Linked DNA regions of Mus musculus: all the other regions are linked to region 3. The links are chromatin loops, found by intact Hi-C in ENCODE. Cell type or tissue: left cerebral cortex. All regions are shown on one strand. Each heading gives the region's core, and the rest is flanking DNA. Links, peaks and the distances in the headings are about the cores only. Region 1 overlaps Vangl2 (VANGL planar cell polarity 2). Region 2 overlaps Vangl2 (VANGL planar cell polarity 2). Region 3 holds the start of n-THatg1 (a tRNA gene).

Evidence for each region. Peaks named below come from ENCODE experiments on the same cell type or tissue, not always from the same donor. Only the 100,000 strongest peaks of a DNase experiment are listed, where the experiment ranks them.
Region 1: it touches region 3 in a loop (2.9-fold over the local background); 3 of 42 quality-filtered maps call a loop at or near these places.
Region 2: a loop joins it to region 3, with 2.3 times the contacts of the local background. A loop is called at or near these places in 3 of 42 quality-filtered maps.

What each region holds. Positions count from the first base shown.
Region 1 is chr1:172,007,600-172,018,038 of GRCm38, forward strand. Vangl2 (VANGL planar cell polarity 2) reads right to left here. Exons shown (of 8, transcript NM_033509.4): 2 at 5,484-5,746; 3 at 5,229-5,349; 4 at 1,842-2,449; 5 at 908-1,044; 6 at 312-447. The coding sequence starts at 5,554. Among named protein-coding and RNA genes, the nearest start is that of Vangl2, 14 kb to the right of the region's middle. RefSeq lists an enhancer at 8,170-10,439. In left cerebral cortex, for the core only: CTCF peaks have their summits at 3,010 and 4,604 (motif pointing right); DNase peaks (open chromatin) are centred at 2,968, 4,627 and 8,665.
Region 2 is chr1:171,995,347-172,005,785 of GRCm38, forward strand. Vangl2 (VANGL planar cell polarity 2) reads right to left here. Exons shown (of 8, transcript NM_033509.4): 8 at 5,614-9,516. The coding sequence ends at 9,256. Among named protein-coding and RNA genes, the nearest start is that of Vangl2, 27 kb to the right of the region's middle. In left cerebral cortex, for the core only: a CTCF peak has its summit at 5,550 (motif pointing left); a DNase peak (open chromatin) is centred at 5,528.
Region 3 is chr1:171,666,469-171,676,907 of GRCm38, forward strand. n-THatg1 (a tRNA gene) reads left to right here and starts at 2,971; the gene lies at 2,971-3,043. In left cerebral cortex, for the core only: a CTCF peak has its summit at 6,190 (motif pointing right); DNase peaks (open chromatin) are centred at 6,177 and 6,844; H3K27ac peaks cover 430 bases.

The DNA.
Region 1 (10,439 bases), core at 1,258-9,257, 340 kb after region 3:
GGCTCACATGGGAGGTGTACAGAGTTTAGCCTTCAGGGTCCAAGCAGGCGGTCGAGCAAGCCTGAACCTGACCCACAGAACAGAGCAATAATAAATGTGTAGATTTACAGCTGCTGAGAGTCCGTGGTGATCAGTCACGGAAGCACTGGGAAATGAATATACAAACCCTGTATCATCACTGTTCCGTTCTCATCAGGTACAGGGGTCTCCTGAGCTTTCTCAGCCCAGTTCATCCCACGGGTACCACTCAGTTGGCTTTTCCCCTCCCTCAGGTGCCCGCCCCGCCCCGGACTCACACAGCCAGCACCCACCTGGCCCTGCGCTTGCGCACTCTGCGCTCATGCTCGGCTTCCTCGTAGTAGTACTCATTGTGGCTGTTGTCGCGCCTCCGTGCCGCAGCCGCGATCACAGCCCTTGATTGGCCCGTGGAGTTATTGGTGCTATTTTCTGTACGAGATCAGGAGAGAGGAGATGGTCAGAAAAAGTGCAGCCTCTGCACTCGGGGTAACGTGGCCTGACAGCCAGAGGATATGTCCCCACCACCCAGCAATGCCTCCCCGTCCCGGCCCTCCTGGCCACCTCTGGGAGAAACTGCAAGAAAGCGACCAGAAAGGCATTGAAAGGGGAGGAATTCTGCATATATATATCTTTTCCTCCTGATGCAGGAGGTTTTGCAGCTCGGGGCCAAAGAGTGTAGAGACCAGGGCTATGAGCAGACACAGGAGCTAAACCAGGGGTTACACCATAGCATAAAAAGGATAGCAGCTATGACCAGCTACCTGAAGTCAAGGGGAATGACAGAACAGAGGGGCTGGGACACAGGCCAGAGAAAGGAAAAGGCAAGGGAGGTAGCTTGGGGTCCTGCTTAGGAAGAGGCCGGGAGGGGTGGAGGAGCAGGGCCGCTCACCCTCTCCGAGAGAATACACCTTGAAGCCAGACACTTTCTTGGCCAGGACGGACTTGGGCAGGTTGAGGAGGGCGGGGTTGTAGACAGGGAAGTCATGGTAATACTTCTCCAGGATCCACACTGCCACTCGCTGGATGCTGTTGGGGAGACGGCAGGAGGGAGAGGGAGAAGGGACAGACAAGGGGCGCAGGGGAAGGGACACATCAGGGCAGGTCGGCAGGGCTGGAGAGGGCACATGACAGGGACAAGCTGCTTCCAGGAAGCCTGGCTCAAGCCTGAGGTCTATACTTACCAGGCCCCTGCCACCTTCCCAAGGCTGGGTCTGCTACTCATTTCCTCTATGCTGAAGCCAGGGGGTAAATAAGCCCCAACCAAGGGGCTCCTCATCCCTTCCGACATTCTCCCAAGGTTTCTGATAGGACCTAAGAGATGCCGCTGACCTCTGACCACAAGCCTGGTAGGAGCTAATTTTCTATCTCTCCCTCTGGCGGTCCATCTCTGGCCGGCTCATCTCAGTAACATGTACTGACTACTCACACAAAATAATAATAATAATAATAATAATAATAATAATAATAATAATAATGCCTCCGAGAAAAGGCTAGAAACCTTCGGTTTATACCCCTTACCTCTCTTCCTCTTGGCCCATCCTCCTCTAAGGGTCCTGATTTCGAATTGCACGTCACTGCCAGTTCACAACTCCCACTGACATCTTGCCCACGACTTTGTCGTTAGGCTGAAAATGCCACTGAACTCTTACTATGTGCAAACCACCTTCCGCCCAGCCCCACTAGTTCATCACGTATTGTCCTCGCCATCCCACCCTCGCCCCGCCCCCTCCCCCTCCCCCTCCTTCCCCTAAACCTTTTCGGGTCTCATCTGGGTCTCATCTTTGTCCTACACCAAGTCCCACTTTACTGCCGTGCACCCATACCTGAGATGGCCGACATTGTAGAAGCGGCTGGCCCCATCTGTGGATCGCACGACCTTGAGTGTGAACTGGGGCTGGAGCTGACGGAGCTCCAGCAGAACTACGGCCAGATAGTGCACGAAGAGTAAAGCATCCACTAGAGAAACGGCAAACTGAACCACGCCCTGGTAGCTCCGCTCCCGGGCGTCCAAGATGCGCACACCGTAGAAGAGCCAATAGGAAATAACCAGCAGGAAGACAAGCACCATGAGCAGAGCTCGTAACACGAAGACTCGGGGCAGTGAGGCCTTGGGCCGGCGGAAGAACAGAGCCCAGCTGCCCAACAGCAGGATGAGCAGCTTGAAGGCCACGGAGATGAAGAGGCCCTCACAGGCCGTCCCACACGGCTCCAGCTCCTCCCGCCACAGCAGTGGAGGCAGCAGCAGGAAAGCCAGCGGGGTGAGGAACGAGAGCAGCGCCAGAATGGCCCCTGCCGCCACGCCCAGGTGGCGGGAACAATCCAACGGGACACTGTCCTCCATGTCCTTGGCGATGCGCGTGAGGTCATCATGGGAGATACTGTGCTCAGAAGTGCCCGTGACCACCGTTGTTGTTTCTCCCCAGTTGTCATCCTACAGTCGGGAAGGTGGGTGGAGCGGAAAAGGCAGGCAGAGCAGAGGTACACATGGGAAAGCGGACAGGAAAGAGAAATCAACACATATACAGTCATCAGAAGTCACTGAGCTTCACTGTGTGCCTGTCTTGTCGCTGCAGAAACTGCCATCTAAAACCCAAGTCCCTGGGGCGCTGCACTGAGGTCAGGGGGAAAGATACCACATGTGCATCGATGGCCCTCGAAGGGGAGCACAGGACAACTGCCAAGGGAGCGTCTCGAGCAGTGACAGTGACCCAAGGGCAGGCTTGCCAGGCAAAGCAGGCAGCTTCCAGACAGTGATAGGACCCGAGCTGACCTCCAGCAGCGGGTGACATACAAGAAGCTCATCTGAATTAGTGGTTCCTAACCCCAGCTGCACACAGTAGAATCACCGAGGGAGCTTGGAAAACATACCAATTATGCAAAGTGAGATCTGCTTGTCAACTTTTTTTTTTTTAAGCTCCCAAGATGATTATAATGCTCAGCCAAGATTGGGAACTCTCGGAGCTAAGCGATCTCTAGGGGCCGCTAGTCAGAATGCACTCTGCGGACCAGCAGTATGGAAATCGCCTGGGCGAATGGGAGAAAGGCAGACCGGCAGGCCCATCCCCTATTTACTAAGCCACAATCTGCACTTAAACAAGATGCCGATGAACCTGTTCCAGCATTCATGTTCTAGATGGGCTCTCCTAAGTTTCTGCCAGCCTGTGCACTAGTCCATGGTTTCAGCAGAAGCCAGAGCTAGAATATCCAGGGCAGAGATTCATGAACCAAGGCACCCTGAGGAAAGAGAGAAGCAGGGGTCTCCACGTGCAGGAGCAGAGAGCACAGTGGCTAGGAAGGGGAAGTCAAAGCCACTTGAGCAGGCCGTGTGGCGATGCCAGGAACAGACATCTATTCCAGCCAAGTGAGGTGATACATGTCTGTGATCCCAGAGCACAGGAGGCTGATCAAAATCAGCCTGGGCCACAAATCAAGACAATCTCAAAAAGAAAAAAAGAAAAATCCAGGGGCAGTGGTATATGCCTGCAATCCTAGCACTTGGGAGGTGGAGGAAGAAAGGTCAGGGGTTCAAAGCCATCCTCAGTTACATCAGTAAGTTCAAGGCTAGCTTGAGCTACATGAGACCTTGTCTATCCTCCAGCCATGAGGAGCTACTGCAGTTTCTCATTCAAGGAGAAGAAGGGAAAGGAAGATCAGTGAATGACCTAAATAAAAGATGGGAAACTCACTGCAGACTCAGGGTCACCGTGGGTCTCTATAAAGCTAGCTCTGTGGGGTGACCACCCGAATACCCATGGTACAAGATCTGTGGATGTCAGCATAGACAGATGGGCTCTCGGGTGCCCTTCAGAGTGTGGTCTGCTCAAAGCTGCTTCTCTGCATTGGCTAGAGAGTATCCTACAGAGATCTCCCAAGACCACCAGGACTTTCAGGACCCACAGTTCACGTCCAGCCTGGGCATATGGAATCCTACCCTAAACCCCAGGGGATACAAACTACAGGACTGAGATATGCAGTGCAGAGTAGGAGGCCACCTGGATGGGCCAGTGGCTACAGAGCTGAGGAGTCTCCTCTCCCAAGGATGGGAGAAGAATCTTATCTGAATATACAGGGCAGAAGAGCTGCCCACTGTCAGCTGTGGGACTGGAGCCACCCCACCCTCACCCAGTGACCCCCAGATACACTGCCTACCCTCTCAAAGATCAAGGCAGGAAACCCCACCCAACAGGAGGTGAGTTTAATCATACCTCAAAGTCACTTCAAAAATCCATGAGGCCTTATATTACAGAAAGAAAACAGTTCCCAATGTCAGACAGGCCCCTGCCCACCCAGGAACAAGAAGCTAAGAGTCTCCACTGCCTAAGATACTCCCAAGAAGAAAGAATAAGAATAGACTTGGGCAATCTCAGTGTCACCACAAATCCTGTCCCTCCTAAATTCCTGGACTGTGTCTTGCCTACTGTCCTCTCTATCCAGGGAGTGCAATGGACCAGAAGTCAGGACAGAAACAACTGCTCTTTTCCAAGGTGCCCCCTCTAACTGCCCAGTCTCTCTTCTGAGTGCCCCAACCAGCTCCATTGACTCTTTCCAAACCCCTATTCCCTAGGACCTAGATGATGCTGTTCCACAAGCTAACAGCAGAGGGCGAACATCTGAGGCTCGAGGGAAACCTGTGGCCTACCCACCACCACCGCTGCCCTCCTACTCCAGCCTGCGCCAACCTTACTGGCTGCCAGGAGCTTCGGAACAGCAGGGAAATTTCTCCTCACTCAGCTAAACCACCTCTGCCCCTGGAGATCAGGTTGAAACTAGTACCTCCAAAAGAGTTTCCACTAACATCTAAATTCCCTGAATTCCCTGCAACAAGATCCCCCCTTGGAACACGAAACAAAGGACAGGCATAGTAGTCCCTTCATTTGGGACTCAGGGACAGGAGGATTCTGTTTATAAAATCAGTCCAGGGGCCAGGCATAGTGGTGCACACTTTTAAATCCAGCACTCTGGAAGCAGGGCCAGGCAGATCTCTGTGAGTTCAATGCTTGCTAGGGCCACACTGTCTCACAACAAAAACAAGCTACATAAGTCGATCTGGTCTCGAAAAAAATAAATAAACAAACAAAAAAGATACCGTTCTTGATCTTGGGTGAGATGTATCCTAGATCTCTATCAGTCCTTGACTTGCCTAGGAGACTCCACCTACCCCAGAGGATCACAAAATATCTGATCTAAACCACTTTAGCCCCAGTGCTCACCCGCTCATCCCCCCTCGTGGACTCATTGTCCAGCAGGGGTTCTCCCGGAGCCTGGATCGTCACTGATTTATCTCCACGACTCCCATCCCGGCTCTTAGAGCGGTGTCGGTCCCGGCGGTCCCTGCAGCAGGAAGCCAGAGAAACAGAAACAAAGGTCAAGAGGGGATTCCAGGTCCCTTCGGCAGCCCCTTACCCCACCACCTTAGCATACACCACCTCTCTCTACCAGCCTGATCCGCTCGGAGCTAGACCCACCTGTGCTTCCGGGAGCTGCGGGAGTGGCCCGACTTGTAGGAATAGCCCGAGTACTGGGACTCGGTGTCCATGGCGTCCGAACGCCGTGCCTTGTAGCGCTCCAGGGCCGCGGGCTGGGACCTCTTGGGGGGTCCCACAGCCACCTCCTTCAGCACAGGCTTCTTCAGGCCAAGAGGCACCTTTAGGAAGTCAACCGTCACCCTGAGGGACTCTATTTTGCTGGACAAGTGGGCTTATCTCAGAGAAATTCAAGCGGCAGCTCCCTGAGAAGATAAAGCAACTGCTTAGAGGGTAGCTCAGGCTTTCCATAGGACAGGACACAAAGGAAAAAACATCTCCCCTGGGATCCCAGGCGCTCCATGAGAATACCTCATTCCTGGGTCCTGTTCTGCCCAACCGTCTCAGCTCCTCCGGCTTTGTCAGCTGGAAAGACCCTCCCCACCCATAGTATTCCAGGCTGGGAAAGATGCTAGCACAAGCTCCGAGGGCAAGAAGGACACCCAGAATCATCCAACTGGGGTGCCCGATGGGGAAGAATTAAAGCACTGCTTTCTTGTTCTCAGTCAGGAAAACAGAGACTCAGAGACACAAGTTTGTATGTACAAGCTTTCGAGAACAAAATCTAAATATCTCTCTCTCTCTCTCTCTCTCTCTCTCTCTCTCTCTCTCTCTCTCTCTCTCTCTCTCTCTCTCGTGGGTGAATGGAGATAGAGATTGGCATGGTAGAATAAAAAACAAAAAGAAGCATCTTCCAAACGCCTAACATCCCTGGGCAAGCAAGACAGAAGCCTATTTCTACTTAGGGCCCACGAGCAGCCTCCTCCATCTACACTGAATGGTTTTTCAACAGCCACCTGTCACCTGTCAATCATCCTTCAGAGCCCAGCCCCAACTCTCACAGATGCCCCAGGTACTCTAGCAACCAAGGTCATCTTCTCCACTGATGCTGGCAACACTAACTTAAGTCATTCCTATGCCTGAGCACCTCCTGGCTCCACTCCCTGATAAGCAAAGCTCTCTAAGTCACCTACAGTGAACCATATACTTTGCTATGACCTGGATATTGTGGTATAACTGGGTATATGGTCTGGGGGGAGATGTACACTAACAGGTAGGCAATAAATACAAGCAGCCACTTTAGTCAGTGCGGGGGAAGGAAAAGAACACGAGGTTACCCAGCAACAGACAAATGTATCAGGGATTGAACCCTGTATACTGAGCAAGCACTCTGCCACTGGGCTTGCTCCATCCCCAGCCCTGTGGAGAAACTTTAAACTGAATGTCTAGAAACTTGGGAAAATGACATCTGACCATGCCGAAGAAAAGAAGAAAAAGCCCAAGAAAGGGAGGGAATGACACCATACCATGGAAGGCCAAGTCAAGAAATGGCTCCGCGCAATTAAGAAACAATACACCACACAGCTCAGGGAGAGGCTGGCAGAAGCTGTAGGAGCCGCACAAAGACTTGCAGTTTTATTTGCAGGTTACTGGGAAGCCTATTTAGCTGTGCTGACTTGGATTGGAAAGAAGAAGCAGAAACGGAGCGATCGGTGAGAAGGTCCCTCAGCAGGAGGACTCGGCCACTAGACCCAAGTGAGACATAAGAAATGGAGTTGCAGAACTAACTAGACCTGATGAAGTGGGGAGGGGGGACACGGGCACATCAAAACCACCCAGTCAAGCACACACAATACGTAAGTAAAGTGTAATTTAAATAATTAAAAAAAAAAAAAACCTACCCTGAGCAAGGGAGCAGACACTGAACTCTGGTAGGGCAGAGAACTAGAAGAAGCAAGCTTGGGAGAGTTTATGCCGGAGCACTTGTGGGGAGGAGCAAGCTTGTGGGAGAGGGCTGGGAGTACGCTGTCCCGCACACACAAAGCTCACGGCAGCTCTGTGAGGAATGGGCAGCTGGGTGTCCAAGGAGCTGGAGTCTGTGCAGAAGGTATGGTCAACATGCAGAGACGCTGTACTGAGCTCCGGAGATGGGATGCAAGATCTCCAAACGGCACGTGTCCAGGAGAACAAGAAGAGCAAAAAAAGAGACTGAGAAGGAGGCTAAGAGGCCAGCAGAGTGAAGCCTCAAGACAGCCAAAAAGACAAGTGGAGTTCTAGGAAGGAATCAACACAACCCACAACCTGATCCCGCTGAGCAGTTTGGGATGTTAAAGCACTGAAACACACTTGCTTTGTTTCTCCAATGACTTTGCCTGGACTTGGAGGAGGAGCAGAAGGAAGGAGGATACATATTTGCATCCATCTCCCCTCCTGTGGATACAGTAACTGATACCCAGGGAGTAAATGAATACGCCTGCCTATCTGAATGCCATTGTGGGGAGATAAGAATCAATGTGAAATCTACTCATCTCTCTTCCTGACAGAGTTCTGTGGAGACAATGCGTGAGCCAGTGATTTCAATATCCCCCACATCAAAGCAACATGTGGTAGACACATACTTCAGGGACAGACATCCTTCCAACAAAACTGAACCTCTCTAAAACAGGGCAACACACAAGGTCCATCCCATGCTCACCCCTTCTGTCTGCAAATTACATGTTGGGCTCCCCTCCCCTCCCCCCACCCCCAGGAACCCACTCTACTGGTTCACTCCTCCGTACGGTTTAGACGGTGCAGCTGCGACACTTTTGATGTGGTTCCCACCTGGTCCTTCTAGCTCTGCCCTTAAAGACTGAGCTTTGCCAGGAGGCTCTGAGACCAACGGATTACAGAGGGGATGATGAAGCCAAAGGACAAAGCAGAGCTCCGGATTAGATCCAGACAGACACTAGAACCCTCTCCTTCCTCATCCTCACCCCCATATACCTGCACCGCATCTCAGAGCCAGTGGCCAAAAGAGCCTGGAATTTACACAAAGATTCAGGTTTAAAACCTGGCTCTCCGTTACTGAGTTGGGTGACTCGTGGGCAAGCTACTAACCCTACTGCGCTTACGGGCTGGTGGGTCTTTCGGTAAAACAAGAGGTGAAGATACCTCCTTCGTGGGGTAACTGCAAGGAACACAGGGATGAAAGAAGCGCTTTCATAGACTGTGTAGCTACTAATAGTTAAGCAATTAATAAGCTCTCAAACTCCAGTCCCCAACCACTTCCTCTGAAACTAGGGAAGGCGGCGGTATAAATAAATCGTGGGACTAAATAAAGAACTCTGGAGCGCACACACCCCAGCCTACTACTTCAAACACACCCAGATGTGAGGTGAAAGCTACTGTTTCCCCTGCAGATAATTTTCTAGCCACACAGGGTGCCAGTCATCTCTCAACTCTTTGCTCTGAGCTACATAGCCTGGAGCCCCCTACTTTCCTCCCCAGCCAAGGACAGACCCCACAGCCCTGGCACACAGAAGGCTGTCCCAAAATGCAGCAAGACACGCTCCTCCCTCAACCACCAAACACAGGGACCCAAAGGACCACAACTTCTGAAGCCTTTGCCTGCTGTCCCACTGGGTACCCAAGGGAGCTAATTCCAGCACTGGGAAGGGATGAAAGGTAGGCCAAGAGATGGGCAGAAATTCCCCTTATTTAATCAGTCTCAAAAATCAGGTTTGGAGGGTCTCTCGAGCGGGCAGTGTTCCCAAGAAACAAAGTGGAGGAGGGGACCAGCGGATGAGATCAACAAGTAGAAATGTCAGAGCAGTGAGGAGACAGGAGAGAAGTCTGGACTTGGCACAGGGCTGAGCTGCTCCCAGCTGAGGGGCAGAGGCTGTAAAAAGCCAATATGCCTCACTGTTTCTCAACTTGCACCCCACTCCTCAAGACACAGACACAAGCACTGAGTCCCCTGCTCAAACCAGTCATGGATTATCTGGGGTTAAAAGGAGGCCAAAGAGGAGAGGGGGGAGCAGAGAGAGCCCGACACAAAAAGGAGACCCTTCTCCCCTCCAAAAGCCTTTCAGAAATAAAATTAATGGAATGTGTCTCAGTAACATCCCAAGGGAATTGGGAGGAGGGCTGAGGGGAATGTGGGGGCTTTTGTCCCGGCTGCCCAGCTTCTCCCACATTGATCACCATAGCAACCAAAGCCCCCTGTTGCCTAGGTGATGGCAGCCAGGTCCTGGAACCCTTACCCAGCATCCAAAGCGAGAAAGGTTATAGAGGTGGGGGAATGGGATGGAGGGGGAGAGAATGGGGTTTCTCCTCTGGCAGCCCCAGCTTTTGTCTGAGCTTGGGATCGGGTTTCTTCATGGAAACAATTGGAGGCCTCAAGAAAATATAAACTGAAAACCTGGCAAGAGGCAGAGAGAGCAGGGCCCTGGGGTACAGGGTGTGTGAGTAGATAGGGGTGCAGGGTAAACACAGACCAGGACCAACTGACTCTACCTCAGCTGAGTGGAGAGTCAAGTGGGGTGTGTGTGTGTGTGTCTGTGTGTGTGTGTCTCTCTCTGTGTCTCTGTGTGTGTGTGTGTGTGTGTGTGTGTGTGTGCCTGTGGTCACTGTGTCCTTTTGCCACTGCTCCCAGGCCTGCAATGCAGCTCAGGTTCTCAGACCTGGGCTGGGGACCCAAGGAGAACACAATGAGGATGCATCTAGGAAAAAGCAGAAGCCAGGGTGACTCAGCCAGAGGGGAGAGGGAGGGAGGAATGGATCACAGGCGCACACCTCAGAAGGGGCTAACCCTTCCTCCTCTCCACGGACAGGGAGAGGGCTGGAAGCAGGCCTGTGAGATGCAACTACCTGCCTTTCATGTGAGAAGACTTTGGCCAGAAAACGATGAGGCTGGGAAAATGGGAAAGAAGCTAAAAGTTCTGCTTGGATCAGGGTCTGTCTCTGGTAGGCCCCATTTTCTCTTCTCAGCCAGGGATCAAGAAGGGTAGTCCTGCCTGGCCAGTTACTCCTTTGGTGCTCTCCGGAAGAGGCATTCATCTGTGGGCCCTTGCCTGTTATCACCCTCTCTGATTCCTACCCAAGAATCAGGGTCTTACCGAATCTGGCTTGGCCACC
Region 2 (10,439 bases), core at 1,223-9,222, 330 kb after region 3:
GCTGTACATGGTGTTTTACTTAGGGTTTTGTTTGTTTTACATATACAGACTTCATTTTTCTAAGTGTTGTGGTTTCTCAGGAAAGTGGAGTCTAATGCCCAGAGATTTTCCTCACGTTCCCCGTCCCCCCACCTACGCAGCCTCCCCCATGATCAGCATCCTGCATGGAGTGGAACATTGGTCACAACTGGCAAACCTACAATGACTCACAGCGTCAGAGTCCATAGCTGGCATTGCAGTTCAGTCTTGGTAAGCTACATTGCGGAGTTGAACAAATTACGATAATATCCACCACTATAGTAACGTACATAGACGTGCTGCCCTAAAAGCCTACCTTTCCAGTTTAAAGCACATATTTGTCCTGGCTAAGCCACAAATAGCACAGGCTAGTTGTGTCCTAAAGTGAGAACAAATAAACTATTAACTAGATTCAATTTGTTTTCTCAACCACAGATTCTCTTACAGGATACCGGTGTACAGGTAGCCTTTTGAGCGGTGGCTTCAAAATGGTTCACATTCTCACTGCTTGCTTCAGTCTGTCCCCTGGACCTCCTCTGGGGGACATTATAATAACTTAGGTGTCAACAGTAGGAGACAAAATAGCCACAATAGTATTTCTCATTTGTGCTAGCAAAAGCCCTGGGAGCTCCTAGGGAATAGAAGCCATGGTTTATATATCTCTGCATCCCAATGTCTAGCATAAAGAAACATCTTCCTGAAACTTACTGAGGTAAGAGAAACCTATGCCTTGCCCATGTTTCCTAAACCATCTAAGCCAGTACCTTTTCCCACTATTCCACCGATTCCATGTGTGACATTTGCTGTTCCAAGCTGCATATCTCTCTCTCTCTCTCTCTCTCTCTCTCTCTCTCTCTCTCTCTCTCTCTTTCTCTCCCTCCCTCCCTCCTTCCCTCCCTCCCTCCTTCTCTTTCCCTTCCCTCCCTCTCCCCCTCTTCCCTGCCTTTCTCTCCCTCCCTCCCTCCCTCCCTCCCTCCCTCCCTCCCTCCCTCCCTCTCTCCTTCCTACTACTTTACCATGCACTGACGCAATAGTTTTCCAAAAGCTGACTTTCTCCCATGCAACTTTCCCAGCAACTGGAAGAGCCTTCCCATCACTTGCTTAGACTAATAAAGAAAATCAGGAGCTATCTTATGTAGTTGACTTTCAGTTCTGTAGATTGAATTGTTCCTCTCCCCACCCCACAAAAAAAAAAATAAGCTAATAACAAATCACTGAGTGTAACATCGTGTCACCTCACCAAGAACCACAGCCTGCTATTTTTTTTTCAGCAACATTACAAAGCCAAAGGCTAGACAATCCCATTGGAGCAGCTATGTCATGACCTTGACAATGCACTAAGCTGAGTCCCTGCCTTCTTCGGTGATAGCTGAAGTGCTTCCAGACTGTAGCTTCTGTAGCTAACGGTTACAAACACCCTTTGTTACCTGACACATGACTGAGAACACGACTGTCCCTTCTAGCAAACCCCAAAAGAAAATATGGTCTTGTTGACAAGCATTGAGATCCAGTCAAAGGGCGATTTGTTCCTAGACTGGCTTTTGGTTTGGGTTTGGGATTTTTTTTCAAGACAGGGTTTCTCTGCGTAGCCCTGGCTGTCCTCACTCTATAGACAAAGCTGGCTTCAATCTCACAGATTCATCTGCCTCCTCGGCCTTCAGGGTGCTGGAATTAAAGGCGTCCCCCACCATGCCCAGCCTGGACCACCTTTTAGAGGAAGAGGTTCAAGATGTTAAATAGACTGCTCCACAGTCCACAAGGGTCAATTCAGTGAGAGCAGCATCATAGCCACTATCTTTACCAGCCAAAGTAAAGTACTTTTAGTACCAGGCTGGGAATATCAAGGCACTGAACCAAAACTTAGTATACTAAGAGGCATTTGTTCTATATTTCAATCATTCAAAGGTTTGACGTAGAGATTCAGCCATAGTAAGTCGAAATCTGACCGCGAGGTGAACTGAGAACAACAAATAGAAGTGATCTTCCACAGGCTTAACTACAAAGAGGACAGGGGTGTTGTCTCAAGAGAAGTATTCTTGTGCCCATGTAAGAAAGAATCTTTAATAAAGAAACAAGGGACTGGAGTATAGCTCAACTGATAGATGCTTGTCTAGCATCCAGAAAGCCCTAGCACGACCTAAATTGAACGTGGTGATGTAGGCCTAAAAACCCAGAACTCAGGAGGTTAAAGGTCATCTCCAAGAGAGTCTGGGATATATGAGACCCTATCTATCTCAAAACAAAACAACAGGGGGCTGGTGAGATGGCTCAGTGGGTAAGAGCACCTGACTGCTCTTCCAAAGGTCCAGAGTTCAAATCCCAGCAACCACATGGTGGCTCACAACCATCCGTAACAAGATCTGACTCCCTCTTCTGGTGTGTCTGAAGACAGCTACAGTGTACTTACATATAATAAATAAATAAATCTTTTAAAAAAAAACAAAAAAAACAAAACAACAATGGCTAAAGGTCCTATGTGTCCATATTGGTGTGTGTGTGTGTGTGTGTGTGTGTGTGTGTGTTGAACTTGTGTGGGTATGTGCACATATCCATGCATGTGAAGGTAGTGTCTTCCTTGATTGCTCTCTGTCCTATTTTTCGAGACAGGGTGAAGCTAAGCTGACTGGCCAATGAGTTCCAGAGATCTGTCTGTCTCCCTTCCTCCTCAGCAAAACCAGTTGCTACCCAGTTTTTTTTTTAATTTATTTTTTTAATTAGGTATTTTCTTCATTTACATTTCAAATGCTATCCCAAAAGTCCCACCCCCTCCCACTTCTTGGCCCTGGCGTTCCCCCATACTGAGGCATATAAAGTTTGCAAGACCAAGGGGCCTCTCTTCCCAATGATGGCCAACTAGGCCATCTTCTGCTACATATGCAGCTAGAGACACGAGCTCCGGGGGTACTGGTTAGTTCATATTGTTGTTCCACCTATAGGGTTGCAGACCCCTTTAGCTCCTTGGCTTTTTATATGAGTACTAGGAATTTGAACTCAGGTCTTCATGCTTGTGTGGCAGACGCTTTACTGACTGAGCCATCTTTCCAGTCCTTAGTATGTTAATCTACCCAATTATTCATAGCAATATTCTTAACCACTGTTGTTTTTTAAAGAAGGGCTTAAAAATACATATGGGGTTTTTGCATGTGTGGATGTCTGTATACCACATGAATGTCTGGTGTCCTCAGAGGATGGGAAAGGGTATCATATCCCCTTACGTTGCTGGAATTACAGATGATTGTGAGCTGCCCTGTGTTTGCTAGGTCTTCTAGAAAAACATACAGCACTCTTAACTTCTGAGCCATCTCATCTGCCTCATGAACAATATTTTTGTTGCCCACCAGCATTATGTGGGGAGAGAGACCAGTAATGCTTATAGAAATAAAACCTAATCTCAAGGGGGTACCCTCTCGAATCCTAAAACCCCTCCCCTACCACACACCCCCTTACGATCATTGCTGAACACTGATTGGGCCCCCCACCCCAATTTAGATTAGATTCTCTGATCTGGCATCTCCAATAGATTGGATCTTATATCCACACCCACAACACCTGAAAAAGCCACGAGCGAGAGGAAAGGAGGGCATTATCTAATAAGCGTGCCATCTCCACAGAGGAGAGCTTAGGTTTAACCTTCGAAGACTAGGAGTCCAGCCTGGAGCACACCTGTAATACCAATCAGAAATCCGAGCCAATGACAGGAAGACTGGAAAGTGTGAGTGCGAGGGCAGCCTAGTTACAGAGTAGGGAGGGTAGGGTGGGGAGAGAAGAGGCCAAGAGCACATGAATTCAGAGAGCCTGCTATGGAGGTACCTTTTTTTTTTTTTTTTTTTTTTTTTGGTTTGTTTGTTTGTTTCCAGAACCTGAACAGGGTTTCTGTGTGGTTCTGGCTGCTCTGGAACTCACTCTATAGACCAGGTTGACTGGCCTCAAGCTTAGAGATGTACCTGCCTCTGCCTCCCGAGTGCTGGGATTAAAGGCGTGCGCCACCACGACCCCCCCGCAGACTTCCACTGTGTTAACCACTCTGGCAGTTGAGGGAGAAGAATCTCTGGAACCCAGGGATGCAAGGCCAGCTTGGGCTCCACAGTAAGACCTCCTCCCTCTCCTAAGATTATCTTTTGAGCATCTCTTTGTTTCTCAGCCATTCGAGGTTCCTCTATTGAGAATTCTGTTTAAATCTGCACCCCATTTTTCAATTGGATTATTTGGTTTATTGAGGCCTAGTGTCCGGAGTTCTTTATATATTTTGAATAGTAGTAGCCCTGTATCAGATGTAGAGTTGGTGAAAATCTTTTCCCATTCTGTGGGCTGATGTTTTGTCCTGATGACTGTGTTCTTTGCCTTAGAGTAGCTTTTCAGTTTCATGAGAATCCATGCCTGTGCCATTAGTGTTCTGTTCAGAAAGTTGTCTCCTATGCCAATGAGTTCAAGGTTATTCCTACTTTCTCGCCTATCAGGTTCAGTGCATCTGGTTTTAGGTTGAGGTCTTTGATCCACATGGACTTGAGTTTTGTGCAGGGTGATAAATATGGATCTATTTGCATTCTTCTACGTGCAGTTAGACCAGCACCATTTATTGAAGATGCTTTTTTTTTTCCATTATGTGTTTCTGGCTTCTTTAACAAAACTAAGGTGTCCACAGGTGTGTGGATCTTCAATAGGCCTGCGATTCGATTCCATTCATCATTATGTCCACTTTAGGAAATGCAAATCAAAAGTACTTTGAGATCTCATCTTAGACCTGTCAGAATGGTTAAGGTCAATAACACAAGTGACGGCTCATGCTGCTGAGGATGTGAAGCAAGGCGAGCACTCATCCATGTACTGCACTCAGTTGATGTCCCTGGGAGGCCTGCTCTTTTCTGAAGAAAAACAGAGGAACAGTGAAACTGGGAGAGAAGGGAGGCAGGGAGAGGGGACTGGAGGAGTGGAGGAAGGGAAAATGCAGTCAGGATCTACTGTAGGAGAGAAGAATAAAGAAAAAAGGATTTTCATATAATGTATGTAATTATGCATTAGATATGTATATTATATATGTACGTATACATATATATGTATATATAAAGAGAGAGAAAGTGCGAGAGGCCAGAAGCGGGCCCCACACCAGATCCCCTGGAGCCAGAGTTACAGGTAGTTAGGAGCCACCGCCAATGTAGGTGCTGGGAACTGAACTGGGGTCCTCTGTGAGAGCCACAAGTCCTCTTAACACTGAGCCATCCTTCCAGCCCCAGGACCCCATCTTTTAAAAAGTAAATAAAACCAGATGTAATGTCGGGGGATTTTTATAAATGAAACATAAGGAGCCGTCATGTCAGCACTGTCTGACTTTCACCTGGAGGCCATGCAAACACAGGCTTACAAAGGAAGATGCAGGCTGACACTCACCCTGAGCCCCACCCCCAGATGATTAACCATCACAGCTCTCTCACCTCAGAATCCAGTTAACAGCAAGCAGTTTCTCATTTCCCTTCATTCTCCACACTGGCTGGAGGCAGTGGCATGACAAGGCCCACACTGCCCCCTACCGCCCGGACTCCTCCCTGACCACCTTTAGCTCCCACTTTGAAAAAAAGAAAAGCAACAGAAAACCCCCACTAAAGTCAAATGTCTTTATTTTATATATAAAAAAAATTTTTGTACAGTTTTAGTTCCTATGTTTAAGAAAAAAAAGTCCCTAAAATTGCCATAATGTTTAATCCACTGCAAATGTAAAAACAAGCTTTTTATATATTAAAAAAAATTTACATTTTACAATTTTCTACATGCATGCACAAGGTCTCAGCTCTGGAACAAACAAAAAAAAAATAGCCCCAAAAATTTGTTTTAAAAATTTTGAAAATAAAAAAGAAGAAAAGAAAGAGAGAGAAGAAAAAGGATTTTAAAAAATCTAGATCCAACAATGGAAAGTTCTACATTTACAATCTCACTTGGAAGAGATTCAAGAAGCCCTTCCTTTTGCGCACAGAAGGACAAATTACAACAATCACACAATCAGAACAGAATCCATCAGCAGATGCTGCCCCACGGGGAGAAGAGAGGAAAGAAAAAAGACCGACAGACAGACACCAGGAAGGGACAAGGCAGAGCTAGGCCCAACCAACAGGGAGAGCAGGGACCCAGACAAACAGGGACTAAGAGAATCCTGCCTCCTTGTCTTTATTAAATCAGGATTCACAACGGGAATGCTGTGGCCAGCCAGCTAGGAGCGAAAGCACAGAGCGTAATGGCAGGGATCAGAGGAAGTGGGAGATCAACAGAGAGAACAAAGACATACATTTAAGGAGAAACTGGAAAGGGACCAATGGGGAGGGTGACAGTGGCGAGGTAGGTGATGGACGGAGGCACGGTGTCCTGGTGTGGAGGCACGGCGTCCTGGTGTAGAGGGAAGAGCGGTAAGCCCGCACTGAGGTCATGAAAACAAAGGCCAAGTTGTGTAGTGGGGATGAGCCAGGATGCCACCCAGCCGGAGCACACACACAGAGTGCACTGGAGTAGCCCAGCCCAGCATCCCCTATGGTGAGAGAGCTGAGCAGGCTAGTCTCATGCCCGCAGTGCAAGCATGAGAAACCACGGAGCCACCGGTGGGACAGCGCTGGTTGAGGAAACTGCTCAGAGAGACTGGGTCAGCTGCCCACCCATAGCAGTTCACAGCATGAAGACAACTTCCCATTCTGGAGAAGCAAAAGACACACACACACACACACACACACACACACACACACACACACACACCTCGCACACACAGAGCCATACATTTGACAATTCATCCTGACATCTTAAAAAATAATAACAACCAAAGCAGACGAAGATACCACAGTTCTGACACGAAGGACCAAAACGCTACCATTCTTAAGTCACAGCCCTTAGTGCTTAGACAGGGAGTCAGGGAAACTTCTTCTCTTTGTTTTAGGATAAAAGGAATGGAAATATCACAGTGATTAAAAAACATGGCAGGTTCTTAAAATAAACACTCCTGTGCCCCTAACCTAGGGCATCAACTAAGATCCCAAATCTTTTCCTTCGGCCCACCCCACCCACCCACTCCTCAAAGCAACAGCAAAACCCGCTCTTGCCCACAAAGGCAATGACCCCAATCACCATCCGGGCCCTGCTTTCCAGGATAGTGAGGTATTTACGTGACTCAAAAGGTTCTCCTCTGAAACCTGAATTTTCTTTCTTCTTCTTCTCCTTCTTCTTCTTTCTTTCTTTCTTTTTTTTTTTTTTTAAAGAAAAGATACCTTCCCATTACCCAAGGACATCGTAATTTCACTGGAATTTATTCAGGCACCTCTATCACAGCCCTAAGCTAACCTCGAGGCCCTGCGTAAGTCAGCTCCAAAGACCATTCCCATGAGAACAAAGTAAGCCCTAATGGACAAGCCCTTTAGTAACTGGTAGGTAGGCTTCCACTTTGAATCCTGCAGCCGCACGGTGAGATCAAAGGTACCCCATCTTAGGGCGTGCTTTGCACAGCAAATACCAGCAGAATACCCAGGGACGTGAAGGGCCCGTGCAGGGGCTTTGAGGGTTATTTAAAGAAGTGACACAGGGACATTTCTCCATCGAAGCCACCAGGACAGTCATCCGCATGGATCCCAGAAAGAAAGATGTGGGTGTTCCCTATTTCTAGTCCTTGTGGTAAAAAATAATTTAAAGGTGTCTAATTTAAAGGCTCAAGTTTACTCTGAAAAATATCCATTAGAGGGTTAGGGAATCCTGCTCAAAGTGACTACTGAGATTCGTTCAGATTTGCTGCAAAGGCTGTGTTAGTTAGAATGGGGCGAGGAGCTAATACCCACAAAAGGCAGTAATCCTGGTCCCTCACCCTGATAAAGAGCCCAGAAAGCGAGGCGGGAGAAAAGAGGATGGGACCCTGGAAGGCCATGGTAAAGAGACCCCTGAGGCAAAGAACTGGATTTAAGGCAGGGGATGAGAAGGAGTTCCTGGCCCCTCCCCATAAGAGACGAGGCCACAGGTCTCGGAGCCCGAATTCAGCAGGACTGTGGTAGCTGGCGCAAAACACAAAATGTCTTCGACCCCAAGGTTGGTCAGGGTCTGCATGTCATGGAGTCCTTAAGAAGTCAACATGTATCCTTCATGGGGAAGGGTGGGGAAGAACAGGTCAGTGGGTTCAGAGGGACAAGTGAGGTCAGTGACAAGGGTCTCTCCAACCTCAGGGGTCTATCCTGCCCTTCCTCTCGGGAGTTGTCTAAGAAAGACACATTACACCTTCCCCACAGCCCTGGTAAAGTGGTCAGAGAGGTTCCACCTCTGTTTGCCTATGATCACATGACCATACAAGTCAGAAACAGCAGTAAAGACTCCTGAGTAGAAGACTGCACTTCCCCTTCTTCTATGTTTCTGTGTGTGTGTGTGTGTGTGTGTGTGTATGTGTGTGTGTGTATCTGTGAGGTGCTGTGTGTCCGTGTGTGTGTCCGTGTCCGTGTGTGTGTGTGTGTGTCCGTGTCCGTGTCCGTGTCCGTGTGTGTGTCCGTGTGTGTGTGTGTGTGTGTGTGTGTGAGTGTGTGTATCTGTGAGGTGCTGTGTGTGTGTGTCCGTGTCCGTGTGTGTCCGTGTGTGTGTGTGTGTGTGTGTGTGTGTACCAGGAAGCACAGCTGTAACACTGGCGAGCAAGACTGCAGAGAGAATCCTAATTCTGGGATTATGTCACAGGTGCATCCTTGCCCAGGGACTCAGGGCTAAGCGTAGGGACCGAGGATAGGATTAGCTGTTGTCCCACAGGAGTTTGGCACCATGGTCCTCTAGGGTCAGAGCTGTGCCCCCAAGAGAAACTCTATCAGGGGCCACTAGAGAGCGCGGCTCTAAGAATGTACATTTCTAAGTTGGAGCTCAGGAGGCAAGGGTAGAATCCGGAAGGCCCTGAATGCTTCCATCCAGGGAAGGTTTGCGGGGGAAGAATGGGGTGGGGGGATGGGAGAGTTGTGAGGCACTGTTTCCTGCAGGGCCTGGAGTGATACAAAATTGGAGGGCAGGGTGGTTCCCAGGTATTGTTAACAAGATTTATCTCCAGATTTCCAGATGGGAAAAACTGAGGAAGAGGGGAGACTGGGTACAGGATAAGTTAATTCAAGTAAAAAAAAAAACAAAAAACAAAAAACAAAAACAAACAAGAGCAAGAGGAAGTAGGACTGGCAGAAATGTGTCAGGGCCAGAGAACCAAGCCCCTCCCACTCCGCAGGAACCCCCCACATCCCTCCTCCGCGGCTGCTGCAAAAGTCACACAGAGGTCTCCGACTGCAGCCGCATGACGAACTTATGTGACTTGGGATCCACAAATTCCTCAGAGAGTTTGAAGAAGGGCACCTTCTTGGTGCTCACTACCAAGCTGAAGTCCTGGCGCTTCAAGAGGAACACGATGCCATCCTTAAGCCCATTGGTCACCGGCTCCTCGCTCACCAAGGTCCACTGTTTGGCCAGCCAACGTTCCTTGTGGTACTGGATGGTGGGTCCAGCAGCCAAATATCGCTCCAGGAAGGCCTGAGGAAGGGAGAAGATACTGTTGGGGCATCTCGTGCACCCACCCACCCTTCATCCTCTGTGACACAGCTTTCTAAGATAGCTAGGGTGTTTCTAAGCTCATTCTATACCCATGAACTGGTATCTTCAAATGTGAGTGCAGAAGACAGCCAGAGACTCCTAATATATTGATGGGGACAATGACATGCACAGAAGTGATACAGCTCCAGTCAGGACTGGAATTCACCCCTATCCTTCACCCTGTTCCTTGCACCAGGCTGTGGCTAGAGCTACTTGAACCTCATTCTTCCTTCTTCCTTCCCTTTCATACAGTTGATATGACTAGAACCATGTAGGCCTACACTAAGAGGGAAGTGGGCCAAGAAAAGCTTCAAGTGCAACACTCTGTGTGTGTGTGTGTGTGTGTGTGTGTGTGTGTGTGTGTGTGTGTACATCCATGTGCACACACACTGTTTTGCTGGTAAATGAAATCAAGAATTCAGGCCTGATCTACCACTGAGCTACATTCCCAGTCTCTTTATCACCCACTCAACAAGGAAGGCTCCGAGAGCGCCATTATAGGAAGCTGGCAACGAGGTTGAGGTAAGCCAATCGATAAAAGTCAGCAGAGGCAAAATCTTCCTTTGGGGATGAAGGGGTCAGCAAGGTAAAGGTGTAAGACTTGGAAGGTAGAAATTCTAGGGCCTTATAAAAATGAGAAAGAGGCCTCTGAAATCCCCCGAATAGTTCCAAAGTCTCCCCATGCCTCTTCCACTCTGCACAGACAAGACAGATGGAATGGGGACAGGAAAGGAAATTCTCAAGAAGAGGTAAAGATAGGGCTGGCGAGATGGCTCAGCGGTTGAGAGCACTGACTGCTCTTCCGAAGGTCCAGAGTTCAATTCCCAGCAACCACGCAGTGGCTCACAACCATCTGTAATGAG
Region 3 (10,439 bases), core at 1,445-9,444:
AACATGAATCAGCAGTGGTGGCACTAACTAGTAGAGACAGCCAGGTCTAAGCATGAGTCAGCAGGAGGGACGAGGAAGAATGCCAGCAGAAGTTTTTGGCTGTGCCTTTCTCAGGGAAGCGAAGATCAGCAAAGATGAGTCTCACAATCGTCGTACAGCTAGCTCTGTAAGTAAGCCGAGTTTAGTCTGTCACTGTCTGTTGAGTCCTAATTATATCTTCTAAACATCACATGTCCCCTACATGTCTTGTCTCAGCACATGTCTTGTCTTAGAACACGTCTTCCCTCAGCACATGTATTTGTCTTAGCTGACATCATTTTGTCAATCAGCCTGAATCTGTGGAAGCAGCAAGAAATTGCTGCACACCACCAGAAGATTTTTGGTGTGTTTTTCTCTATGGAGTCCTGACAAATGCAGCTCAACTACACAGTGTAAGGCGGACCAATACATGTGTGTTCTTAGCAAAGAATCTTTTATCATGTGTTCCTTTATGTGTGTACTTTAAGCAGAACATCTTTTTCCTGTGTCTGCTTCAGCTAAATGTTCCATCATGAGTCTGTCTTAAGTCTTTCATCTGTGTCCACTTAATCTAAGCATTCCTTTACATGTTTGCCCCAGCAGAACACCATCCAACCGTCTTTCCAAAGAACCCTTAAGTTTCCACTTCACATCTCCTTTCCCTGCTTTCCCCCTAACACTAGACAGGAGAGAAAGGAGGAAAGAGGGAAGAAAGAGAAAAAGAGAAATAAATCCTTGAATCTAACCTTTTTTTTCCTTTGTCTCCTCTTAGACCAAGACTACTAACAATTTGTAACCAAACCCCTAATCAGCTACCCACTGAGTGACCAAAAACCACCCACTCCACCTCTAGGGGATGTAGATAGCATGCTCTTAAAATTGCTTCCTGCTGTCTGGAGGTGATATAGACATAAATTTTTCTCAACCTGCTTTAATAAGGGTTCAAACTCCCCTCTAGCTTACCACACACAAGAGGTAGTAGAAAAGGAAGGTTATTAGGATATAGGGGAAGTGGACCTGTTTAGAAATAGTTCTTTGGAGTGACTTCAATCTTCGTTGTTCTCAGTCCAGTCCACTAGCAAACACCAAACATGAATCAGCAGCTGCAGTCCAATCCACTTGGCAGGCACCACACACAAATCAGGTAGGGCAATTCAATCCAGAAGCCACTGCAAGGTTCGCCAATCACCCAAGACTGCTGAAGTGGCAAGAAGCCACAGGAACCTCATGAGAGTTCTTTTTTATTCATTTTTTTATTAGATATTTTCTTTATTTACATTTCAAATGTTGTCGCCTTTCCTGGTTTCCCCTCTGAAAACCCCCTATCCCCTCCCCACTCCTTCTCCTCACCAACCCACTCACTCCTGCTTTCTGGCCCTGACATTCCCCTACACTGGGGCATCAAGCCTTCACAGGACCAAGGGCCTTTCTTCCTATTGATGACGGACAAGGCCATCCTCTGCTACATATACAGTTGGAGCCATGGGTCCCACCATGTGTATTCTTTGGTTGGTGGTTTAGTCCCTGAGAGCTCTCGGGGCACTGATTAGTTCATACTGTTGTTCCTCCTATGGGGCTGCAAACCCCTTCAGCATCTTGGGTCCTTTCTCTAGTTTCTTCACTGGGGATCCTGTGCTCAGTCAAGCATCCACTTCTATTATTTGTCAGGCACTGGTAGGATTGCAAGCTTGTACAACCACTCTGGAATTCAGCCTGGCAGTTCCTCAGAAAATTGGACATAGTACTACCTGAGAACCCAGTAATACCACTCCTGGGCCTATACCCAGAAGATGCTCTGACATGTAATAAGGACACATGCTCCACTATGTTCATAGCAGCCTTATTTATAATAGCCAGAAGTTGGAAAGAACCCAGATGTCCCTCAACAGAGAAATGGATAAGAAAATGTGGTACGGGCTGGTAAGATGGCTCAGTGGGTAAGAGCACCCTACTGCTCTTTCAAAGGTCCTGAGTTCAAATCACAGCAACCACATGGTGGCTCACAACCATCTGTAATGAGATCTGACTCCCTCTTCTGGAGTGTCTGAAGACAGCTACAGTGTACTTACATATAATAAATTTAAAAAAAAAAGAAAATGTGGTACATTTACACAATGGAGTACTACTCAGCTATTAAAAACAATGAATTTATGAAATTCTTAGGCAAATGGATGGAACTAGAAAATATCATCCTGAGTGAGGTATCCCGATCTCAAAAGAACATACATGATATACACTCATTGGTAAGTGGATATTAGCCCAGAAGCTCAGAATACCCAAGATACAATTTGCAAAACACATGAAACTCAAGAAGAAGGAAGACCAAAGTGTGAATACTTCAGTCCTTCTTAGAAGGGGGAACAAAATACCCATGGGAGGAGATACAGAGACAAAGTGTGGAGCAGAGATGGACCATCCAGAGACTGTGCAACCTGCAGATCCATCCCATATACAACCACCAAACCCAGACACTATTGTGGATGCCAACAAGAGCTTGCTGACAGAAGCCTGTTACAGCTGTCTCCTGAGAGGCTCTGCCAGTGCCTGGCAAATACAGAGAAGTTCTTTGATGAGTTTCTCTCTATGATGTCACAGCAAGCAAAGCTCAGCAATGCAGTGTAAAGTGAGCCAATATGTGTGTGCCATCAGCAAAGACTAGCAAGGTAGAGCAGGGCAAACCAATGCTTTCCCTCCTACTGTCTGTGGGGTCATATTTATATTCTTTCTAAACATCATGTGTCCTTTTACATGTTTGCTACAGCAAAAACATCCTTTCACCTGTGTCTGCTTCAGCAAAATGTTCTTTCAGATATCTGCTCTAGCAAAACGTCCTTTCACCTGTGTGCCCTAGCAAAATATCATTTGACATAACTGACTTTCCAAAGGAACCAGAAGTTTCCACCTTTCCAGGGTGGTGACATCTTTTGGGGAACCTAAGAAAACTGGGTCTGCGGACCAGTGGTGCAATGGATAACACGTCTGACTATGGATCAGAAGATTCTAGGTTCGACTCCTGTCTGGCTCGTTGGGACTGGTACTCCTTTATTAGCCGGGTGTGCTGGCGCACGCCTTTAATCCCAGCACTCCGGAGGCAGAGGCAGGCGGATTTCTGAGTTCGAGGCCAGCCTGGTCTACAGAGTGAGTTCCAGGACAGCCAGGGCTACACAGAGAAACCCTGTCTTGAAACAAAACAAAACAAAACAAAACAAAACAAAACAAAACAAAACAAAACAAAACAAAACAAAACAAAACAACTGGGATATTGGCCAAGTCCAAGAAGACCTATCCATTAACATTTGCTGTCCAGGGTGTGATGGGAAAGTGCAGGGATTGACTGAAGTCCTGACTGAAGCCTTTGAAGTTGTCATGGCTATAGGTTTTTGAGAAAACAGTTACTGAGGCTGCCTGTGAGGCTGCATCACCTGGGCTGCTTGTCCTGTCTTCATTGGTGTTTGGACCTTTGGCTCTGAAAACACATAAACTTTTAAAGGTAATATACATACCTGTAACATGTATGGAATGTGTAATGTGCACACATCTAAAGATGATTCTTTGCTCTTTGTTTGAGCATGAAAGGCATCAAACTTTATAAATCTGGAGAGTATACCCAAACTGCAGTATAAATCCCCATCCATGTTATACGACAGGATGGCATGTAATAAGTCCCGAGGACTCTGTAGCCAACAAGATTTATTGGCTGTGCAGAGACATTCATGTCCCAGCCTGTCTACCAGCTGTTCCCACATAGAAGGATTGGCATGTATGTTACCTGTTTTGTTGTTTTTCTTGGTTTCTTCTTTCATGTATGCAGCCAGCATTTTCAGGAGGCCCCCCTCATCAAATTTAGATTTTTAATTTAATTTCGATTTAAAAAAAATCTTTATTAATGTTAAAGGAATCCACAATTTTTCGTTTTCTGTTGAAACCTCTCCCCCAACACATTTCTTGACTTCCACTCTGAAGTTAGCACAACCTTATAGTATATGGGTTGGTTTAATTCATGAGTCCTTTCTAAAATCCAGTGCTTTTCAGGAGCTGTGCTACATGTCTCATCAACATTTTAAACATTCGAAAGATAGTAAAGTATTATTTAATCTGCCTTTGGTAGATGCCATATCCCCCTTACATTTTATGAACATTTCCTTTAAAGGGTAGTTAGATGGTTTACAATTGCTTGACCTGTAGGATTGTAAGATATATCTGTAACATGTTTTATGCTATAATGTGTAAAACATTGCACTCTACTGGATATATATGCCATAAAGCATCATCAGCTTCTATCTACAAAGGCATCTCTAAGATTAAACACTATTTCTAATAAATGTACATACAATCTCAGAATCTTTCTTTTTCAGAACTCAAGGCAGAAGCCCTTTGGGATTCTGAATATGTATCAGTTGTATGATGTATCAAAGTATGTTTGTATTTTAATTTTCCAAACTCTACAAAATGAAATATATATGATATTGTATTTCATTGCTCTAAAGTGCCATCATCACATAGAATCTCTATTCTTTTTTTTTTAATACTTTATATTAGGTATTTTCCTCATTTACATTTCCAATGCTATCCCAAAAGTCCCTCATATCCTCCCACCCATGCCCCTACCCACCCACTCCCACTTTTTAGCCCTGGCATTCCCCTGTACTGGGGCATATAAAGTTTGCAAGTCCAATGGGCCTCTCTTTCCAGTGATGGCCGACTAGGCCATCTTTTGGTACATATGCAGCTAGAGTCAAGAGCTCCGTGGTACTGGTCAGTTCATATTGTTGTTCCACCTATAGGGTTGCAGACCCCTTTAGATCCTTGGGTACTTTCTCTAGCTCCTCCATTGGGGGCCCTGTGATCCATCCAATAGCTGACTGTGAGCATCCACTTCTGTGTTTGCTAGGCCCCGGCATAGTCTCACAAGAGACAGCTATATCTGGGTCCTTTCAGCAAAATCTTGCTAGTGTATGCAATGGTGTCAGCGTTTGGAAGCTGATTATGGGATGGAACCCTGGATATGGCAGGCTCTAGATGGTCCACCCTTTTGACACAGCTCCAAACTTTGTCTCTGTAACTCCTTCCATGGGTGTTCTGTTCCCAATTCTAAGAAGGGGCAAAGTATCCATACTTTGGTCTTCGTTCTTCTTGAGTTTCATGTGTTTAGCAAATTGTATCTTATATCTTGGATATCCTAAGTTTCTGGGCTAATATCCACTTATCAGTGAGTACATATTGTGTGAGTTCCTTTGTGATTGAGTTACCTCACTCAGGATGATGCCCTCCAGGTCCATCCATTTGCCTAGAAATTTCATAAATTCATTCTTTTTAATAGCTGAGTAGTACTCCATTGTGTAAATGTACCACATTTTCTGTATCCAGTCCTCTGTTGAGGGGCATCTGGGTTCTTTCCAGCTTCTGGCTATTATAAATAAGGCTGCTATGAACATAGTGGAGCATGTGTCCTTCTTACCGATTGGAACATCTTCTGGATATATGCCCAGGAGAGGTGTTACAGGATCCTTCAATAGTACTATATCCAGTTTTCTGAGGAACCACCAGACTGCTTTCCAGAGTGGTTGTACAAGCTTGCAATCCCACCAACAATGGAGGAGTGTTCCTCTTTCTCCACATCCTCGCCAGCATCTGCTGTCATCTGAATTTTTGATCTTAGCCATTCTGACTGGTGTGAGGTGGAATCTCAGGGTTGTTTTGATTTGCATTTCCCTGATGATTAAGGATGTTGAACATTTTTTCAGGTGCTTCTCAGCCATTCGGTATTCCTCAGGTGAGAATTCTTTGTTTAGCTCTGAGCCCCATTTTTTAAATGGGGTTATTTGATTTTCTGGAGTCCACCTTCTTGAATTCTTTATACATATTGGATATTAGTCCCCTATCTGATTTAGGATAGGTAAAGATCCTTTCCCAATCTGTTGGTGGCCTTTTTGTCTTATTGACGGTGTCTTTTGCCTTGCAGAAGCTTTGCAATTTTATTAGGCCCCATTTGTAGATTCTCGATCTTACAGCACAAGCCATTGCTGTTCTATTCAGGAATTTTTCCCCTGTACCCATATCTTCGAGGGTTTTCCCTACTTTCTCCTCAATAAGTTTCAGTGTATCTCTATTCTTAACCCAGTGTATTGCATCTCTATAGGTTGCCATTCTGCAATTTTATCACAAGGTGGTGCCATGGGTTTTAGATTGAATTCCTCTGAAGATTGTTTTGATCTTTCTTAAAGAGGATATATGAAATTGCAGCCATTACTGCACATCTAATTATTTCTATGCTGATAATTGAAACAAAATTATACAAGGTCCAAATGCCCTCTGAGTTTTTTTTTTAAACATAGAAAAAAAATATATTTTAAACTCTGCAACTCTCTCCTTTCTTTGGAGACTTTATTATTTAAGCTTGCTATTTGTTTCTCTTTTACTATTTTCAAACTTAAACATTTACCTCTGCATCCACACTTACATAAACTCTTACTTTTGGTCATTGCTAGTTTCTGTACAGGTTTAGAGGCTCCTCTGTGATCTCGACTTCCTGATCTTGGCTTCCTGCGTTCACTCAGTCCTCAGCAGCAGATGTTGCAAGCCTCTGATTCAGGGTTGTCTTCAGTGGTGGCTTCTGCCACATCCATCAACTTTGTGCTTTGTCCAGCTCTGAGCTACCTTTCTGCAAGACATGAGCATTAAGGCCTCCCTCTGCACTGGTCCTCATAAGCCCTGCTTGCCTGCAGGTGCTGCTGGCTTGCAGGTCAGCTGGATCTCAGCTGCTCTGAGCCTTCTGTCACCTTCTGCTCATTGGTTTGCTAGGTTGCTAGGAAACCGTGTCCCAGGCTTCCATGCTGGGCTTGGCCTAAAGCCTAGTCTGCCTAAGTTTAGATTTCTAGCCCTACATTTGGTGAGCCGAATACTGTTAGACCACCTCAACTCGCCAGCTCCCAATAATGACTTTTTACTAGTTATAAAAGCTGAGGCCTTTTATCTGTTTTTTATGCAATGCAAATATTTACTCTTAATTCACATTGTCAAAATTTTTCAAGAAACAATCACAAAGGTTTATTTTAAATGTGCTTTGTATCTTTGGCTTGTTCTCGACTAGCTTGTATAACTTAGTAACTCCACAGGTAGTCACTATGTCTGACTTTCTCCATGTCTGGCTGGAGCATTTCCCAGGCCTGATTCTTTCCCAGAGTTCCTATCTATACTCTGAAGTTTCACTTTTCTTCTCCTGTCCTGTTATAGACCATCAGATCTTTATTAAACCAATCAGAAGATGATGGAGAAAATGTTTACGAAATCTTTAGGCAGGTGTGATGATCCAATAAAAATAACAATACCAAGGTCAGGCCTGTAAACAGCTCTGCGGGTAGGTAAACCAATATTTGAATAATACAAGGGTAACCTTTACACAGTGCACAAAAAGATTAACCCAACTGAGGAGGAGAGAGGAGGAAGGGAAGAAGGGTAGAGACAAGAGCAGAGTGGGACAAAGGTGGCCTGCTAAATTGACTTTGGTATTAAAGGAGGAATCTGTGTAAATGAAAGAGCTGGATGAAAATCCAGTACATGAACACTGTCTGGTCTGTTTGCTTGGTTTAGTTTTGAGCCTCTCAGCATCCCTTCCTAGGTGTTTAGAAGTCCATCTCATCCCTGGGCATTTTTGTAAACTCAGGTTTCAGGTATTGGCACACAGATGGGTGGTGTTTTTCTCTGGGATTTTCTTTGGAAAACTGCATTGCAGATCCTGGTTAGGTCTTGGTATTGTTTCCAGGTAGAGTCTAAGACACTGGTCATACCTCTGAACAATTCTTTAGGAGTTTCTTTGTGAGCGCTGGTCCCTGTGTGATCTTTCTAATGTTTAGGGAACTGTTAGGAGTGTGTAGGAAGATTACTTACAACCTCTGCCTCCCCAGAGTTCAGCCTGCTGGATGCTGTGTAGCTCTGAGTCAAGGTTTTGACCCCACCATCTAGCTATGTTCTGTAAGTAGTTCCATAACACTGGCCCTTGGTTTCCCAAGAGTGTGGTCCACAGAACATCCTAGGCTGTCAAGTCACCAACGAAGCAGGGACCTTTGTAAAATGGTATCTGCTCTATGAAGTGCCAAGTGCTGAATGCTGAGTACTGAACACCAGTTCCTAGAAAAGGAAGGACTTTTCAGTATCTTCTGTTGGTGCTATGACTGCACCAGATCCAACCCCCTTTCTTATCTTTAAAATGTCTGTAACTGACAGCACTGTGCAGATTTCCTGAGCCTCTCTGGCTCCAGTGATCTGCTATTGGTGTCACTCTCAATGTAGGTGCAGAGCTTCCTCCTACATCCTCCCCAACCCACCAACAAACCCACCCCATCCTGCCAGGAAACCCACCCCATCCCACCAACTAGGACACACTCTGAGCCTCTCTGAGAAATGTTTTGTCTTACTCTTAACTTTGGGGGTTTCTTGCTTGGTTTTGAAGCAAGGTCTCGGGTAGCTCAAACTAGCTTTTAACTTGCTATCTAGTGTGTGGAACAGGGTGATGACCTTTAAACTTCTAAGTCTTCCGACTTCTACGAGTAAGCATGTCCCACTACACCTGATGTATGCAGTTCTGGAGATCTACTGCGTGCTAGGCCAGTGCCCTACCCACTGCGATATATCTATAACTCTGGAGCTAAGTTTTCTCTTCCATAAAACGAGAATGGGGTTTATGGGTGTCCTCATTGGGATGTTTGGGTTGGAACAAGATCATGCAGATAAAAGTTCTGGCAACTATCTGCCTTAATGGATACATGTGATGGCTATTCTTGGTTATCACTTGGCTATGTCTGGAATTAACTAAAATCCAAAAATGGAGGGCATATCTGTGAGGGATTTTTTTTCTTAATTTGAAGTAGGAAGATCTTCTAATCCATATCTTTGATGTGGGAAGACACTTGCCTTTGATCTGGATCTTAAAGCAGGAAGATCCACCTTTAATCTGGGTCACACCTTCTATTGTCTGCCCATATAAGGACATGCAGAAGGACACTTTTGCTCTTTGCTTGGTTGCTTTCACCCTCACTTGCAAATCTACTCCTTCATTGGCATTAGAGCCCACTTCTACAGGATTCCAGTGTCTAGTGAAGACTCACTGTGACATCTAGCCTTGTAAATTGGGAAACTTCTGGATTCTTAGACTTTCTGTTCATAGCCAGCCATTATTGGATTAGCTGGACCACAGCCTATAAGTCATTCTAATAAATCTCATATATATGTATGAACATATATTATTAATATGAGTATATATTCATTCTGTAAGCTCTGTTAATCTAAAGAACCTTGACCAATATAATACTCAAAAACTCTATCATTATCATGACCTTGTTACAAGCAGATAGTAGTGGAGAAGGCCCACCAAGAGCAGGTACTACAGCTTCTGTTTAAATTCACACGATGAGGTCAGTCTTCTTGAACAAAGTCACAGAAGAGGTTTCTGTAGCCTTCTCTGTAGGCATATCTTGGCCCTAGGGAGTTAGACACCTGCGGTTCTAGGCCATAGTTAGCTGATTCACCCCTGTGTAAGCTGCTGATCCTTTCTGTGTAGCTTCTCTCAGGCTTGGTATTACAGTTTTTTTTAGACTTGAAGAGGCACCTCAAACCTTGGAACGGATGTTCCAAATATGTCTGTTCCCAGGGAATGCCTTAAAGATGGAAGGTTTTAGTTCCACCAAACAAGAGTAAAGACCCTTACACAAATCTTTGGTCAAATTATGCAAACTTTATTTTCTATCAGATAGGGCTATCTCCCTAAAGTGGGATTTGAGAAGATAACATCAGACAAAGCTGAAGGCAGGAGTTTATATAACCCCCCAGAACTGTAAGGCTAGGGATTAGGGGTTTCCAGATGAGGTTTGGTTACATAGGAACTTGGCTGAACATTTCTAAATTATTTGAAAGAGCATTTTATCAGGGTATGTTCTAGGTGTGAGTCAAACTCCACAGGGTGAAGAGTATGTAAAATTCCAGAAGTAGGTTAGAGCACAGTCAAGCTTGAATTTTGCAACAACCAGAAACAAACTTATTTTGACCTTTTAGCAAAATGGCTTCTATCCTTAAGATGGAGTCAGGGTGGTACATGAAAGGTTTCTTGGGCTGAGTCTGTCTTCTTCTTCTTCTTCTTCTTCTTCTTCTTCTTCTTCTTCTTCTTCTTCTTCTTCTTCTTCTTCTTCTTCTTTTTCTTCTTCTATTTTTTCTTTTTTTAAACACCAGGTTGCTATGCACCCTCCAGTGAAGTTTGCTTTGTAGCCTGAGAAACTCATATAAGAATTTATCAGGGCCCAGGAAATAGGGGGGTTGTGGTATTGCATTATTCATGAGAAGGTCTGCTAGAGCAGAACCCCTGGTGGTGGGCTTAACAATACACTAGCTTTACACCTAGCTCCCTTCCTTGTGGCAAAGGCCTGGTCCCC